3 separate regions of the Homo sapiens genome follow, and all the other regions are linked to region 2. A link is a loop called in an ENCODE intact Hi-C map of the cell type or tissue named here. Cell type or tissue: ovary. All regions are shown on one strand.

Region 1 (5,000 bases), 290 kb before region 2:
TGCCATGTCCCTGGTGCTACTGACCTCTCAAGGCTTCCTCCAATCTGGGGTCGGGGGACCCTGGGAGGTGCTTTACAGACCGCTAATAAAAGACGATCTGCGTGAACGCCACCAAGGCCCTTGCCACCAAGTTCTTTGGGGCTGGGAAGGGAGGAGGTGGGGGGCTTGGGCCATGGGAAACAGAGGGGACAGGATCCCCAGCTGCTCGCTGGGCAGTCAGGGAGGAGGAAAGCAGGGAACTTTTGCTCATCAACAGGAGAGGAGGTGGGTGTGGGTGCTCAGGTTGAGTCCAGAGCCCTTGTCCGGCTCTTTAGGCCCCTTTCTGGAAGTTTCTGTGGGGCATGGAGATCAGAGGGGAGAGGTCACAGCCTGCCCCGCTAGAACTGGGGTCTTCAGCCGCTCCCAAGGAAGGTGGTGGTGGGTGGGGTTGGAGAAAGGGGGCAGGCCTTACATGTGGGTGCAGAACTGGAAAAGGAGAAAGAAGAACGCCACCACCAGCAAGCCCACCAGGATGTGATGGAAGAGCCCGGGGCTGGAACCTGCTAGACAAACAGGACCCTTAACTCCCCTCTGATGGCCCAATGAAGGGTCTGGGGCTGCTCTCCTCCAGACCCTGGCGGGGAGGGAGGTCCCTTCTCAAGCTGGTTCATACCTGAGTTAATGAACACGATGGGTTTCTCTCCAATAAACTGGGCCACAGCCAGCAGCCTGGCTTGGTCTGAGTCCGGATAATCGAAGAAGTCAGGTCTGTCTAAGAAGCGCGGAGACTCTGTCCCCAGGGCTGACGCCGTGGCACGCTTGGGTCTGGGTGCTAGGACCCAAGCAAACTCTGTGACAACAGCCAAGCTGACCCCTGCCTTTATCTCTCGAGGCGGAAGCTGACTTGGGACCCTGTGAGACCACCCAGCCTTATTGCAGAGGCTGTGGAGGGTCTTGATTTCCCTCAGGGTCAGCTGGGTGCACCACGACAAGGCTCGCGGTTGTTGGGGGGTAGGTGGGACCAGCAGGATGGGAGAGAAGAGTGGAGAGAAAATGAGAGGGTGCAGGGTTGGCTTCCGAGTCCCTAAGTGGGCATCACACTTTATGCTCCCAGAGCTGCCTGCCTTCCTGCTGCTCCCAAGACAGCTTCTTACCAGTTTCTATGGCCCCTAGTGCAGCCAGCCACACCCACACCAGCACCCATGGCCACAGCCTCATGACTCCTATCATGAGGTGGGGGCTCTGTGATGTCACAGCCCAGAGCTGTTCTGATGGCACTTTGGGGTGAGGGGAGAAAGTGCTAGGAGCTGGGACCCCTCCCCCATCCCTCACTCTCATCAGAAGAGGAGAGGAGAAGAGAGGTTGGGACCAGTCTTCACCCCCTGGAATGTCGCTGATGATAAAACCATAATGGTGGCAGCCCCAGCATTTACAAAGAGGAGGGATGCGGCACGGCCATCTTGCTGAAAGCCCGAACTAAAGGAAGCTGTGTTTGGACAACAGGCACAATTTGGGGTGGTGGCACAGGGCCACACACCTCCGGTTACCCCTTGGATCAACCACAGGTAACATTTGTTTTATTTATTTTCATTTTTTTGGAGACAGGGTCTCTGTCTGTCACCCAGGTGGGAATGCAGTGGCGCCATCTTGGCTCTCTACAGCCTCTGCCTCCTGGGTTCAAGTGATTCTCTTGCCTCAGCCTCCTGAGTATCTGGGATTACAGCTTTGGATAAATCCCTTCCTTTTATCTGTCTGCCACCACACCCGGCTAATTTTTGTATTTTTAGTAGAGACAGGGTTTCACTATGTTGGTCAGGCTGGTCTTGAACTCCTCACCTCAGGTGATCTGTTCGCCTCGGCCTCCCAAAGCGCCCGGCCTATTTTATGTATTTTCAGAGACAGGGTCTCACTCTGTCACCCAGGCTGGAGTACAGTGGTATGATTACTGCAGCCTTGAACTCCTGGCCTCAAGTGATCCTCCCACATCAGCCTCCTGAGTAGCTGGGACCACAGGCATGTGCCACCATGCCCGGCTAATTTTTGCATTTTTTGTAGAAATGAGGGCTTGCTATGTTGCCCAGGCTGGTTTCGAACTTCTGGCCTCAGGTGATCCTCCAGCTTCGGCCTCCCAAAGTGCTGGGATTACAGGCATGAGCCACCATGCCCAGCAGGTAGCATTTATTGAACACCTATTACTATGCTGGCTGGACCCCATTTATGGCCAAGTACCTTGCACAAATTTGTTCATTTGCTCTTGCACTGACCCTCAGAGGCAGGTACTCTTTTTTTTTTTTTTTTTTTTTTTTTTTTTTGAGATGGAGTTTCACTCTGTCCGCCAGGCTGGAGTGCAGACGCACAATCTCAGCTCACTGCAACCTCCACCTCCTGGGTTCAAGCGATTCTCCTGCCTCAGCCTCCTGGAGTGGGATTACAGGCGCGCACCATCACTGTTCGGCTGATTTTTGTACTTTTAGTAGAGATGGGGTTTCACCATGTTGGCCAGGCTGGTCTTGAACTCCTGAACTCGGATGATCCGCCTGCCTCGGCCTCCCAAAGTGTTGGGATTACAGGCGTGAGCCACCAAGCCCAGCCCAGAGGCAGGTACTCTTGCCTCCCTTATACACGGGAGGAAATCACGGCACAGAGGGGAAAAGTAGTGTGGGCAATGCACACTTCCTGGGGGGGGGGTTCCTCTCTGAGGCTCCCCCTTGCATCCTATCCGCAGATCCAGGGGCACAGGGCTCTCTCCGTCCTCCCCCGCCCCCTCCTTAGTGCTCAGCCGGGAACGACCCTGGGGTTAGGAACCGAGAGGAGTAGCAGGCGTCTCCCACTAGGTGGCAGCAGCGGCCGCGCCTGAGTCCACGCTCCCACCCTAGGAAAGGCGCAGCGGGGCGGACTCCCGGGCCTCCTCCCGCCTCTTCCACAGGTTGCATCCGCGGCTGCAGGAAAACGGATGGCTGGGAATGGCCGTCGGGGGTTGGTCAGAGGAAGTCCCTCGGCCCTTTCCGAGGCACATCTCTTGGCCATCCACGCGTCCTTCGCAGACTCCGCTCCCTGCACCTCCGTTTCCTCTTCTGTGGCCGGCGGCTCCCCCGTGGCCACCCCATCTCCCATCTCTGCCACCTCCCAACAGCCATTTCCACTCCTGCGGCCCCATCCCAGCTAAGGAGAGCGCCCTTCTGATTGGCAGGTGGGCCTGTCTGTCACGGGCATGTTCCATCCCACCCAAGCCCAAGGACACTCCAGGGTTTCCTTAGTTTCACAACGAAGGTGCGTGCTCAGCGGACTCTGCAGACCCAGTGCCGCGACTTCCCCTAAAGCCAGGCGTGTATCTGCGCGTGTGAGGTGCTCTGCCGCAACCCTATGCAGAGAGCAGGTGGGCTAGGACTCGGGGTACTTGCCATGAACCGCTTCGAGTTCCTAAACAAGTAAAAAGCCCAGAGAGAGAAAAAAAGGGGGCAGCGGGGCGGGGGTGGGGAAGGAGGGAAACGAATATCTATGGGACTGGCTCACGTGGGCTGCTTCCCCTGTGCTGCGCTGATGGCTTCCCTTTTTTTGAGACAGGATATTGCTCTATCTGTCACCCAGGCTGGAGTGCAGCCTCGACCTCCTGGGCTCAAGCGATCCTCTCACCTCAGCCTCCCAAGTAGCTGGGACCACAGGCGTGCACCACCACACCTGCCTATTTTTTGTTTTGTTTTGTTTTGTTTTTTAGATGGAGTCTCTGTCTGTTGCCCAGGCTGGAGTGCAGTGGCACGATCTTGGCTCACTGCAACCTCTGCCTCCTTGGTTCAAGCGATTCTCCTGCCTCAGCCTCCCGAGTAGCCAGGATCAAAAGCATATGCCACCATGCCTGGCTAATTTTTGTAGTTTTTTAAAGTAGAGACGGAATTTCATCATGTTGGCCAGTCTGGTCTCAAACTCCTGACCTCAAGTGATCTGCCCTCCGCGGCCTCCTAAAGTGCTGGGATTACAGGCGTGTGCGACTGCGCCCAGCCTACTTCTTTTTTTCTTTGCAGAGATGGAGTCTTGCTATGTTGCCCAGGCTGGTCTCAAACTCCTGGGCATAAGTGATTCTCCCACCCTGGCCTCCCAAAATGCTGGGATGACAGGTGTGAGCCGCCATGCAGATCACTTCTAAGAAAAAGGAAGGGATTTATCCAAAGCCACAAGGCATGTGAGAGGCAGCAGAAGGGACTCAGTAATGTGGTTTTTGGGCCAGGCGCGGTGCTCACACCTATGATCCCAGCACTTTGGGAGGCCAAGATGGGTGGATCACTTGAGGCCAGGAGTTCGAGACCAGCCTGCCCAACATGATGAAATCTCCTCTCTACTAAAAATCCAAAAAAAGGCTGGGCGCGGTGGCTCACACCTATAATCCCAGCACTTTGGGAGGCCGAGGCAAGTGGATCACCTGAGGTCAGGAGTTCAAGACCAGCCTGACCAATATGGTGAAACCACGTCTCTACTAAAAATACAAAAATAAGCCGGGTGCGGTAGCATGCGCCTGTAGCCCCAGCTACTCGGGAGGCTGAGACAGGAGAACTGCTTGAACACAAGAGGCAGAGGTTGCGGTGAGCCTAAATTGCGCCACTGCACTCCAGCCTGGGTGACAGGGTGAAATTTCATCTCAAAAAGAAAAAGAAAAAAAAAAAGATTAACTAGGCATGGTGGTACGTGCCTATAGTCCCAGCTACTCAGGAATCTGAGGCAGGAGAATCACTTGAGCCCGGTAGGTGGAGGTTGCAGTGAGCCAAGATCGCACCACTGCACTCCAGCCTGGGTGACACTCGAGACTCTGTCTCAATAAATAAATAACCTGGTTCCCGACGCTGGGCCAGGGCTCGTGCCCCAGGCCCACAGGCAACTGCTCCTTGAGGTTAGCTGGGAGAAGGGACACAGAACCTATGGCCTTTGGGGTTGACTTTCTTTTGTTTCCTCAAATGCTTCAAAAACATTAAGCTATCTCTACTAGTAAAGGCCATTTTGACCCAAACAATGCATTATCCATTCACCCATTT
Region 2 (5,000 bases):
GATGTGAGGGCGATCTGGCTGCAACATGTTACCCCACTGATCGCCAGGGTTGATTCAGCTGACCTGGCTGGCTAGGTGGGTGTCCCCTTCCTCCCTCACTACTCCATGTGCAACCTCCTGAAGCTGTGCACTCCGTTAAAGAGGACAACCATCCCCGATAGACAAGGACCAGTCTTCGGTCAAGGGCATACAAGTAGCTGTGCTCCCCTGCTAGACCCTCCCAACAAGCTCTCAAGACTGCTGTCTGCCAATCTGTATCCAGAGTTGGAAAAAAGAAAGAAAAAAAAGAACTTGTCCCAGAGTGTTCCTTACTGAGTTATAAATTAGTTGTAATTTGGAAAGGGAACATTCTGTGGTAGATAGTGATTGAAAATTCAAAGATCAAAATATTAAAGGATGTATATTCTGAGAAAACTTGCATTCACATTGTAGTTTTACTTTTGTTTTTGTTTGTTTTGAGACAGGATCTTGCTCTGTCGCCCAGGCTGGAGTGCAGCGGTGCGATCTTGGCTCACTGCAGCCTTGACCTCGTGTGCTCAAGCAATTCTCCCATCTCAGCTGGGACCACAGGTGCACGAAACCATGCCCCAGTAATTTTTAATTTTTTGTAGAGATGAGTGTCTCACTGTGTCACACAGGTTGGTCTTGAACTCCTGAGATCAAGCGATCCTCCCATCTCAGCTGCACAAATTACTGGGATTACACGCCTGGCCCAGAACAAATTTTAAAAAAAGTTATGTGTGTTTTTCAATATCTCATGACGCAACACTACAGAACAACATATATATATATGTATATATATATAAATCTATCTCCCTATAAAAGCCAAACAAGACAAGCCTGGGCCACATGTGGCTCATGATCTGTCAGCTGGAGGTGTCTTCTTTTTTTTTTTTTTTTGGAGACAGAGTCTTGCTCTGTCACCCAGGCTAGAGTGCAGTGGCGTGATCTCGGCTCACTGCAACCTCCACCTCCCAGGTTCAAGTGATTCCCCTGCCTCAGCTTCCTGAGTAGCTGGGATTACAGGTACTCGCCACCTTGCCTGGCTAATTTTTGTATTTTTATGTTTTAATATTTTATTTATTTATTTATTTATTTTGAGATGGAGTCTCACACTGCCGCCCAGGCTGGAGTGCAGTGGTACGACCTTGTCTCACTGCAACCTCCACCTCCTGGGTTCAAGCGATTCTCCTGCCTCAGCCTTCTGAGTAGCTGGGACTACAGGTGTGTGCCACCACGCTTGGCTAACTTTTTGTATTTTTGAGACGGGGTTTCACCGTGTTAGCTAGGATGGTCTTGATCTCCTGACCTCATGATCCACCCACCTTGGCCTCCCAAAGTGCTGGGATTACAGGCGTGAGCTACCATGCCTGGCCAATTTTGGTATTTTTAGTAGAGACGGGGTTTCACCATCTTGGCCAGGCTCGAACTCCTGACCTCGTGATCCAGCTGCCTCGGCCTCCCAAAGTACTGGGATTAAGGCATGAGCCACCGCACCCGGCCTGTTGGCGGTATCTTCTAAGCACAACTGGGGGCGGTCATGGCATTCAAGACCAGCCTGGGCAACGTGATGAAACCCCTTCTCTACAAAAAATACAAAAATTATCTGGGTGTGGTGGCAGGTGCCTGTAATCCCAGCTACTTGGGAGGCTGAGGCAGGAGAATCGTTTGAACCTGGGAGGTGGAGGTTGCACTCCAGCCTGGGCAACAGAGCAAGACTCCGTCTCAAAAAAAATAAATAAATAAAATAAATAAACATAATTGAACAAGCTCCCTTGGAAGTTCCCTGAAGTGGCTGTAGAGGGACCCTCCTTATCTTGGCCTTTGGTGGTGAGAGCTGGGGAGCCTGTACTCAGATGGCCTTAAATCAGGGTGTCTCTCCGACCTATGTGCTATTAACATGTTGGGACAGCTGATTCTTAATCGTTGAGAGGCTCTCCTGCATGTCCTAGGATACTTAGTGGCATTTCTGGCCTCTATCCACTAGGTGTCAGAAGGATCCCCCTAGCTGCCATAACCAAAAATATCTCCCGACATTCCCAAATGTCCTCTGGGTGGGGAGAAGGGAACAAAACCCACCTAACTGAATGAAGCATTTTAACCAATTAACAGACCTGCCCGCGGAGCCTGCAGCCAGTTCAGGAAAAGGCCTCCTGTGGAACCAGACTCACCCGGCTGCAGGGAGATCCACATGGGTCTCCTCTTCATTTCGGTGCCACCAGAGAGGATTAAGATGAATAGCAGATGGTTGGGTGCAGTGGCTTACTGGGAGGCTGAGGAGGGTGGATCACCTGAGGTCTGGAATTCGAGACCAGCCTGGCCAACATGGTGAAACCCCATCTCTAGTAAAAATATAAAATTAGCCGGGCATGGTGGCACATGACTGTAATCCCAGCTACTCGGGAGGCTGAGGCACGAAAATTGCGTGAACCTAGGAGGCAGAGGTTGCAGTGAGCCAAGATCACTGGGCTGCAGGTGGCACTCCAGCCTGGGCAACAAGAGCAAAACTCCATCTCAAAAAAAAAAAAAAAAAAAAAAAAAAAGCCTGGGCGCAATGGCTCATGCCTGTAATCCCAGCACTTTGGAAGGCTAAGGCGGGTGGATCATGAGGTCAGGAGATCAAGACCATCCTGGCTAACATGGTGAAACTCCATGTCTACTGAAAATACAAAAAAATTAGCCGGGCGTAGTGGCAGGCACCTGTAGTCCCAGCTACTCGGGAGGCTGAGGCAGAAGAATGGCGTGAACCCAGGAGCTGGAGCTTGCAGTGAGCTGAGATCACGCCACTGTGCTCCAGCCTGGGCAACAGAGCAAGACTCTGTCTCAAAAAAAAAAAAGAAAGGAAGAATAGCAGAACACTAGCCCTGGAGGAAAGGAATGAATAAGATAATGCACCACGAACCAAGAAGAGGCTTCCAGGAAGATGCTGCAATTGGAGAACAAGACAAAGTTCTGGAAGTCACAAATACGACGGACCAAATTTAAAAATCCATCACAGCCTGGGAAACATGGCAAAACCCCATCTCTACAAAAAATAAAATAATTAGCCGGGCATGGTGGAGTGCATCTGTACTCCCAGCTACTCAGGAGGCTGAGGTAGGAGGATCACTTGAGCCCAGGAGGTTGAGTCTGCAGTGAGCTGAGATTGCACCACTGCACTCCAGCCTGGGTGACAGAGTGAGACCATGTCTCAAAAATTAATTAATTAATTAAGTTAAATAAAAAATTAATCAAAGGAAGGTACGGGTGGAAAAGTTTTGAAACACCTCTCAGGATGTAGAGCAAAATGCCAACAAAAAAGAAAGAAAAGAAAGGAAAATATGAAAGAAAAGAGATGGAGAATCAATTCAATCCATATTTGTTTAACAGAAGTTCCAGAAAGAGAGAACATAGCTGGACGTGATGGTATGGGCCTGTGGTCCCAGCTGCTCGTGAGGCTGGGGCAGGAGGATTGTTTGAGCCCGGGAGGTTGAGGCTACAGTGAGCCGTGATGGCACCACTGCACTCCATCCTGGGCAACACAGCATGACCTTGTCTCAAAAAACAAAAACAAAGAAAAAACTCAGAAAGAGAGAACAGAGAAAATGAAGGGGTGGGAACAACAAAAGAAGATTCCATTTGATTGAGAGATATTTCAAGCAGAGGAGTCTCTGCAAGTGGTCCTCACCTCAGCGTCCCCTGGAATCACCTGAGGAGCTTTGAAACCACTGATCCCGAGATTCCTGCTTCCAGCCAAGATGGAGTCACGTGGGCTGGGTCCGCCCTCCTGTCTGAAACAATCACCACCACCACAGTGACAAAAACAGACCCAATACATGGAACAACAGTGTTCAAAACGCTGAACATCAAGCAATGAGAGAAAGTAACAAAAGCAATGAAATCCCAGAGAGAAAGGACATCAACAGTCCTTTTAGGACTGTGCAGTTTACTGCTTCGAGAGCGTTTCCAAAGTGTGGGGCAGGGCAAGGGGGATGTGGGTTGTTGCAGCCCAGAGGATTCGCAGAGTTGAGGAAATGGAGTGGCTGAGTCCGAGGAGACCACAGCAGCTAGAGCTTAGATAATGGAACACCTACAAGACAGAGGTGCACAGAGAGAGTACCCCAGAGGACTTCAGAGGATTCAGCAAAGAACTAATCAGCACATGTGTGTGAAGAAACTCTCCAAGGCCAGGGAAAGAACCAGCTGAAAGGATTCGAGGAAACAACGCCCAAGATTCACACGAGGTAGGGCCAGGACCTCTTCCCACTGGCCAGCTGGAAAAACTGATCATTCGCTAGGCATGGGGTAGAGTGCTCAGGAAGATCTTGTCTCAGTAATGGGGAATAATTAAACCTAGACTTCCGGTGCAGTGGCTCATGCCTGTAATCCCAGCACTGTGGGAGGCTGAGATGGGTGGATCACTTGAGGTCAGGACTTTGAGACCAGCCCAGGCAACACAGCAAGACCACATCTCTTAAAAAGGCCGGGCAGGCACGGTGGCTCACACCTGTAATCGCACTGTGGGAGGCCAAGGTGGGCAGATCACTTGAGGCCAGGAGTTCAAGAGCAGCCTGGCCAACAGGGTGTAACCCACTCTCTACTAAAAATACAAAAATTAGCCAGGCATGGTGGCGTGTGCCTCTAGTCCCAGCTACTCAGGAGGCTGAGGCAGGAGAATCAGTTGAACTCCAGAGGCAGAGGCTGCAGTGCACCAAAATGGCACAACTGCCCTCCAGCCTGGGCAACGGTGAGACTCTATCTAAAAAAAAAAAAAAAAAAAAAAAAATTAAGCCTACACTGAGCATTAATCTGGACCTGTCTAACAAATCATAAAGATTACACAAATATTTGGTGTTCTACAAGGTAAAATTTACAATGTCTGATAAGCAATCAAGGATTACCAAGCATAAGGAAAAAATTAACAGAATGAAGTAATAACTTACAGATTGGGAGAAAACATTTGTAAGCAATACATCCAATAAGGTGTTAATACCCAAAATATATAAGAAACTCAAAAAACT
Region 3 (5,000 bases), 740 kb after region 2:
CTAAAGAATCCCGGACATTGAGGAAAGCCCAGAGGATGTGACCAGGCAGGATGAGACCATGAGGAAGGGAGAAAACCAGCTCAAAGGAAACAGGGCAGTGCAGGAAGCAGAAGAAAACTGACACACACAGACACACAAGACAGCCTCTAATTAACATCCTTAGAGATGTTTCATCCATGAAACAAGAACAGGAGGCTATAAAAAAAGAACAGCCAGAGAACGAGAAAGAGCTTCTGGATAGGAGAAATAAAATTGCAGTGGAAGGGTTGAAGAATACAGACAAGGAAATCTCCCAGATGATAAAGGAAAGGACACAGAGATAGGAAAGAAGAGAGAGAAAGCTGAGAAAATCAGAAGAACAGGGCCGGGCATGGTGGCTCACGCCTATAATCCCAAGCACTTTGGGAGCCCGAGGTGGGAGGATCACTTGAGCCCAGGAGTTTAAGGCCAGCCTGGGCAACATAGTGAGACCATCTCTACAAAAAAAATTTTTTAAATAAGCTAGGTGTGGTGGCATGCGCCTGTGGTCTCAGCTACTTGGGAGGCTGAGGCCGAGTAGCCTACTTGGGAGGATCACTGGAGCCCAGGAGTTCAAGGCTGCAGCGAGCTACAATGGCACCACTGCACTCCAGCCTATCCCTAAAAAAATTTAAAAATAAAAACAAATGCCTGACTCACTGGAGAAGGCACTGTCTCGGATGCCAGGGGTGCTGAGTGCAGGAGCTGATGGGGCAGCAGTGCTAGTGGCCGGGGTGCTGTCAGGAAGCACCACCCTGAAAGGAAGTGAAAAGGGCCGGTGAGCAAGGGGGGACGCACAGCCTCAGCCCTCACCTCCCACCTCCCACCTGGCCACTCACAGGTAGCCTGGGTTGTGATAGTCGTCCTCATCCTCATCCGCATCCTCACAGGCTGGTTCTGGGGGTAACGACACAGGGGTCAGCCTAGTCCAGGACGGACCCCAGACTCCCCACCCAGCCTGGGCACCTCGGATCCCAGACGCACCCTCGTTCTCGTAGCTCGCCACACTGTTGGCTTCAAAGAGAGGGTGAGAGGGAGACTAAGTCAGCTCAGGCCAGGCCTATCTTCTTCCCAGCCCCCGCCGCCTGAACCCTTCCCCACACTTACCACCATCAGAATCCCGCCGGGAAGATGGCGTCCGGTGGGAGCCCCCAAGGGGCTGCGGGGATCTTCTGGGAGTCAAAGGTCAGGGGTCATGCCTGAGGTGGGGCTCAGGGGGCAACAGCAGTTGCAAAAGGGAAAGGGGCCCCCAATCCAAAAAAGTGAAGGGGTAGAGAGTGGAGTTTGGAGGGGGAGGGGCTGAGCTTTGGAGGGGCAGGGGCTGAGCAGCTACTCACGGGATGGGGAGCAGGTCTGGCTGGCTCAGGGGTGGGTAGGAGGTGACAGGTGGGTAGGCAGGTGGCCAGGGGGCAACCGTGTCTGAGGACACAGAACCAAGTTGAAAGAAGGACTCCGGACATCGTCAAGGCCTCAAAGAACAGACTAAGCCCCTGAAAGCCCCACACCCTGGACAGGCCTGGGGGAGCCATCTCCCCTCTCCCAGCTCAGGTCAAGGCCATGTGGGCAGCCCCAAGGTGGCAGGGGAAGTCTGAAGGTTCACGCTCACTCCCACACCAGGGGACCCTCTCCCTGGCACCCAAGGTAGGGGACCCTCCTTGTACTCACGAGGCCGTTTGAACTGGATGCCCCTTGGATACAAACTGGTAAAGGAGACACAGCTTGGGGATGGGGCTGGAAGATGGAGGATGGAAGCCCCAGCCCTGCCCCGCCATGGGGTGTGGAGGGAGACCCAGGGCGGCTGGGGCGGACTCACCTATCTGAGGATGTGCTGTCGTAGGAGCCTGGGAAAGAGAGGGCTGGTGAGGCAGGAACAGGGGGTGCTTAGGGCAGAAGGTGCTGGGATCCAGGGACTCTCAGAGGCGCTGGGATCAGGACGGAGGCAGGGACAGAGCCAGGACAGACACAGGGGCTGGGAGTGGATGAGGATCCCGTCGGTGTCCCTGGGCCCTGGGTACCCCCACCAGTTTCCCACTCACCTGGCAGTCTGTGGCAGTGCACACACAGTGCCATCAACATGGCCAGGATGGGCAGCAGCAGGAGCCCCAGCACGCAGGGGACCAGGATGGCCTCCTCCATCTGCAGGGGAGCTCGGAGCAGGCTGGCTGCACCCCTAGGCCCCTCAAGGGCAGAGTCAAGGCCAGATGAAGATGGGGTGAGGACCGGACCCGGCAGGGAGCAGGGGGCAGGTAGGCACCAGGTGGCAGGGGAGCCCGGGAGGAGGCAGCTGTGCCCTCCCCGGGGCTCCCGGGATGGGTCCCCTCTTTTACTGGGCTGAGTGTGCGTCCAGCTGACTGTGGAAAGTCCCTGCTCCCAGGGTGGTCAGACCAGGGCCTGGGCTGAAGTCGGGGGATCCAGTTACCCCTGCGTCCCAGCCCTACCTGCCCCTCCTCGGCGCCCGCCTCTCCGTGCCCGCCCTCCCGCCCGCCTGCGGCAGGAAGCTGTGGTGAGCGCCGGGCGAGGGCAGGAAATCATCAAGCTCTCAGCCGGCTGCACCCGCCCCCTTCCCACCCCACCCGCCAGTGGGGAGGGGGCAGGAGGAGGCCCGGGAGCCACCCCAGGCACTCACCAAGGGTCTGCTGGCCCCCCCCAAGACGGGGACAGCCACCTGCCAGCTGGCAGCCGTGGCCTCCATATCCAGGACCCGGGGAGGCAGCGAGCAGGGAGGCCCTGACAGTGGGAATTCTGGGGTACAAAGGGCAGTGCCCACCCCCACCTCAGCCAGGCCTGTGAGGCAAGGGACAGGCTCCAGGGAAGCAGGGGCGTGACTCACGGTCACACTCAGCCAGCTCACTCGGAGAAGAGCAGTCCCCCATCTCAGTCGCCCAGCCCAGAAGGGCAGAGACTCACCCAGAGCCCTGAGGAATGACCCACAGTCTTCAGGAGCCCTGGGGTGAAGACGGGGTGCAAGATCAGAGGCCACCCAGAGAAAGACGAGAGCAGGCACCTGGGGTCTGGCTACAAATTTTATTCCGTTACAAATAGCACCGAGCCCTTGGGGCTGCCCCTGTGGAGAGGGATCCCCCTCCTGGACCCCCACCTCCTCCCCTGAGCTACCCAGGTAGTGTCTGGGAGCTGGCACACGGCCCAGGGTCCCTCTGGAAGCTGGGCCAGGCCAAGGGGTTAGGCCCAGGCCCTTCGTGGGGTGGGCCCAGGGCCAGCTGTGGCAGATGTGCAGGTAGGTGAGCGGCAGCCTCTCAGATGAGCACACTGGCCACGGGCACGCGGGTGGAGCGGCCCCGCTGGGGCACCACAATCCGGTCGTCTGTGGACCCTGCTTCGTGCAGCAGGCCTGAGGGGGGAGGGTCAGAGCCAGGGTGAGCTGGATGGACAGACAGACAAAGCCAGAGAAGGGCAAACAGGCAGCGGGAAATGGATGGGGCAGCCACAGAGCCACCCCAGGGGTGGATGCAGACAGACTGGAGGCCAAACAAGGGGAGGGCTGTGGACTGAGCTGCCAGGTGCACAGGAGTGGGCAGACAGATGGACAGACAGACAGGCAGATCAAGAAGCTGGGCCGGGCACAGCTCCTAACTGACCCTGCACGTGCAGCTGTGCCCGCCGGCGGTCGGCCTCAATGAAGATGGCGGTGCCCAGGAAGGCTGCGCCGCCCAGTGCCCCAACAAACGCGCAGAGCATGAGCGAGAACTGCAGAGCCCGGAACTCGGACAAGAAGGAGGGGGGCCAGTTCCGGCGCAGGCGGTCAGAGATCTGCAGGGAGAGGAGACAGGAAAGCCAGGGGAGTCAGCCTCATGGATGAACCAGGGAGGGCACGCCCCTGAGCTCCAGGGAGAAAGACAAGTGGAGCCCAGGAAAGGGAAGGAGGTTTGAGCTAGATGCAGTGGCTCATGCCTATCATCCCAGCTACTCAGGAGGCTGAGGTGGGAGGATCGCTTGAGCCCAGGAGGTCGAGGCTGCAGTGAGCCATGATCGTGCCACTACACTGCAGCCTGGGCAACAGAGTGAGGTCTTGTCTCAGGAAGAAAAGAAAAGAGAAAAGAAAGGAGGAGTTTGGACCACCAGGGTGAGGTCCCTGGCCTTACTGGTAGAAATATTCAAAGACAAAATCTTTCTCCTCCAGTTGACAATGGAAGGTGAGAAGTGCCCAGCACGCAGGACACAGACACTTCACTAGGGCCAGGCCTTCTGATCCAGCCCAGGCTCAGGACACCAGCCACCCCATGCCAGCCAAGAAATAATGCTCACCAGGCCAATGAGGTAGGGGCTCCCAGCATCACCCAGCAGGTGGGACAGCACGATCTGGAAGGCCTCGGCGGTGGAGCGTCGGGTAGGGATCACCACGTACTGTGGAGGAGTTGGTGGAGCTCAGTGGATGCTCTGGGCTCCAGGGGGCAGGAGGCAGGGGGCCAGGAGACCACCAAGGATCCGCCTAGGCCGGGGTCAGAGGTGTGCCTGGGGTTGAGGTCGCAGGGCAGGCCGGGGGTCTGCTACAGATGTTATTTATTGCAGAAGGTAGGTTGAGGCTGGGCTTTGAGGGGTAGAGGCAACACTCCTGACCCCAACTCTGCTCTCATCAGCCTCTGCGCTGACCCTGGAGCTGCCCAGCAACTCACCAGCAGAATGTCGGCCACGATGGCCCAGTTCATGGACAGGAGGGTCTCTCCAATGAAGATGAAAATCTGGGGGAAGAGAGGGTCGGGGGTTCATGACAGTAAGGGCTAACACATGGAAAGTTGACCATGTTCCCAGCTCATCTATTAACTAATTTAATCCTCATCACACCCCAGTGAGACAGGTGCTACTAATATCCCCATTTTACACATGATGAAACTGAGCACAGAGAGGTTAAGTCACTTGTCCAATGTCACACAGCTGGGAAGAGCCAGAGCTGTGATTCAAAACCAGGCATTCCACCTCGAGTGGCCATTACGCTGACTGCTCCTCCACCCTGGACCCACGCCATC

Evidence for each region. Hi-C counts contacts between places; a loop is a spot of excess contacts. Peaks named below come from ENCODE experiments on the same cell type or tissue, not always from the same donor. Only the 100,000 strongest peaks of a DNase experiment are listed, where the experiment ranks them.
Region 1: it touches region 2 in a loop (2.8-fold over the local background); 2 of 110 quality-filtered maps call a loop at or near these places.
Region 3: a loop joins it to region 2, with 2.7 times the contacts of the local background. A loop is called at or near these places in 3 of 110 quality-filtered maps.

The regions. Positions count from the first base shown.
Region 1 is chr16:30,019,538-30,024,537 of GRCh38, reverse strand. It overlaps C16orf92 (chromosome 16 open reading frame 92), which reads right to left and starts at 1,340. Exons shown (of 4, transcript NM_001109659.2): 1 at 1,134-1,340; 2 at 653-811; 3 at 452-539; 4 at 1-332. The coding sequence starts at 1,197. The coding sequence ends at 311. TLCD3B (TLC domain containing 3B) reads left to right here. Exons shown (of 5, transcript NM_031478.6): 5 at 1-111. It also overlaps a transcript of DOC2A not described here. In ovary, a CTCF peak has its summit at 2,818 (motif pointing right); DNase peaks (open chromatin) are centred at 2,847 and 3,167; H3K4me3 peaks cover 647 bases.
Region 2 is chr16:29,726,404-29,731,403 of GRCh38, reverse strand. It overlaps the pseudogene RN7SKP127. Among named protein-coding and RNA genes, the nearest start is that of C16orf54, 17 kb to the left of the region's middle. In ovary, a CTCF peak has its summit at 1,998 (motif pointing right); no DNase peak of the experiment used is centred here.
Region 3 is chr16:28,982,572-28,987,571 of GRCh38, reverse strand. SPNS1 (SPNS lysolipid transporter 1, lysophospholipid) reads right to left here. Exons shown (of 12, transcript NM_032038.3): 9 at 4,650-4,715; 10 at 4,282-4,380; 11 at 3,615-3,786; 12 at 3,029-3,367. The coding sequence ends at 3,273. LAT (linker for activation of T cells) reads right to left here and starts at 2,520. Exons shown (of 12, transcript NM_001014987.2): 1 at 2,055-2,520; 2 at 1,832-1,859; 3 at 1,684-1,718; 4 at 1,356-1,437; 5 at 1,126-1,190; 6 at 1,003-1,032; 7 at 858-915; 8 at 679-773. The coding sequence starts at 2,154. RefSeq lists silencers at 2,400-2,459, 2,480-2,759. In ovary, no CTCF peak of the experiment used is centred here; a DNase peak (open chromatin) is centred at 2,502.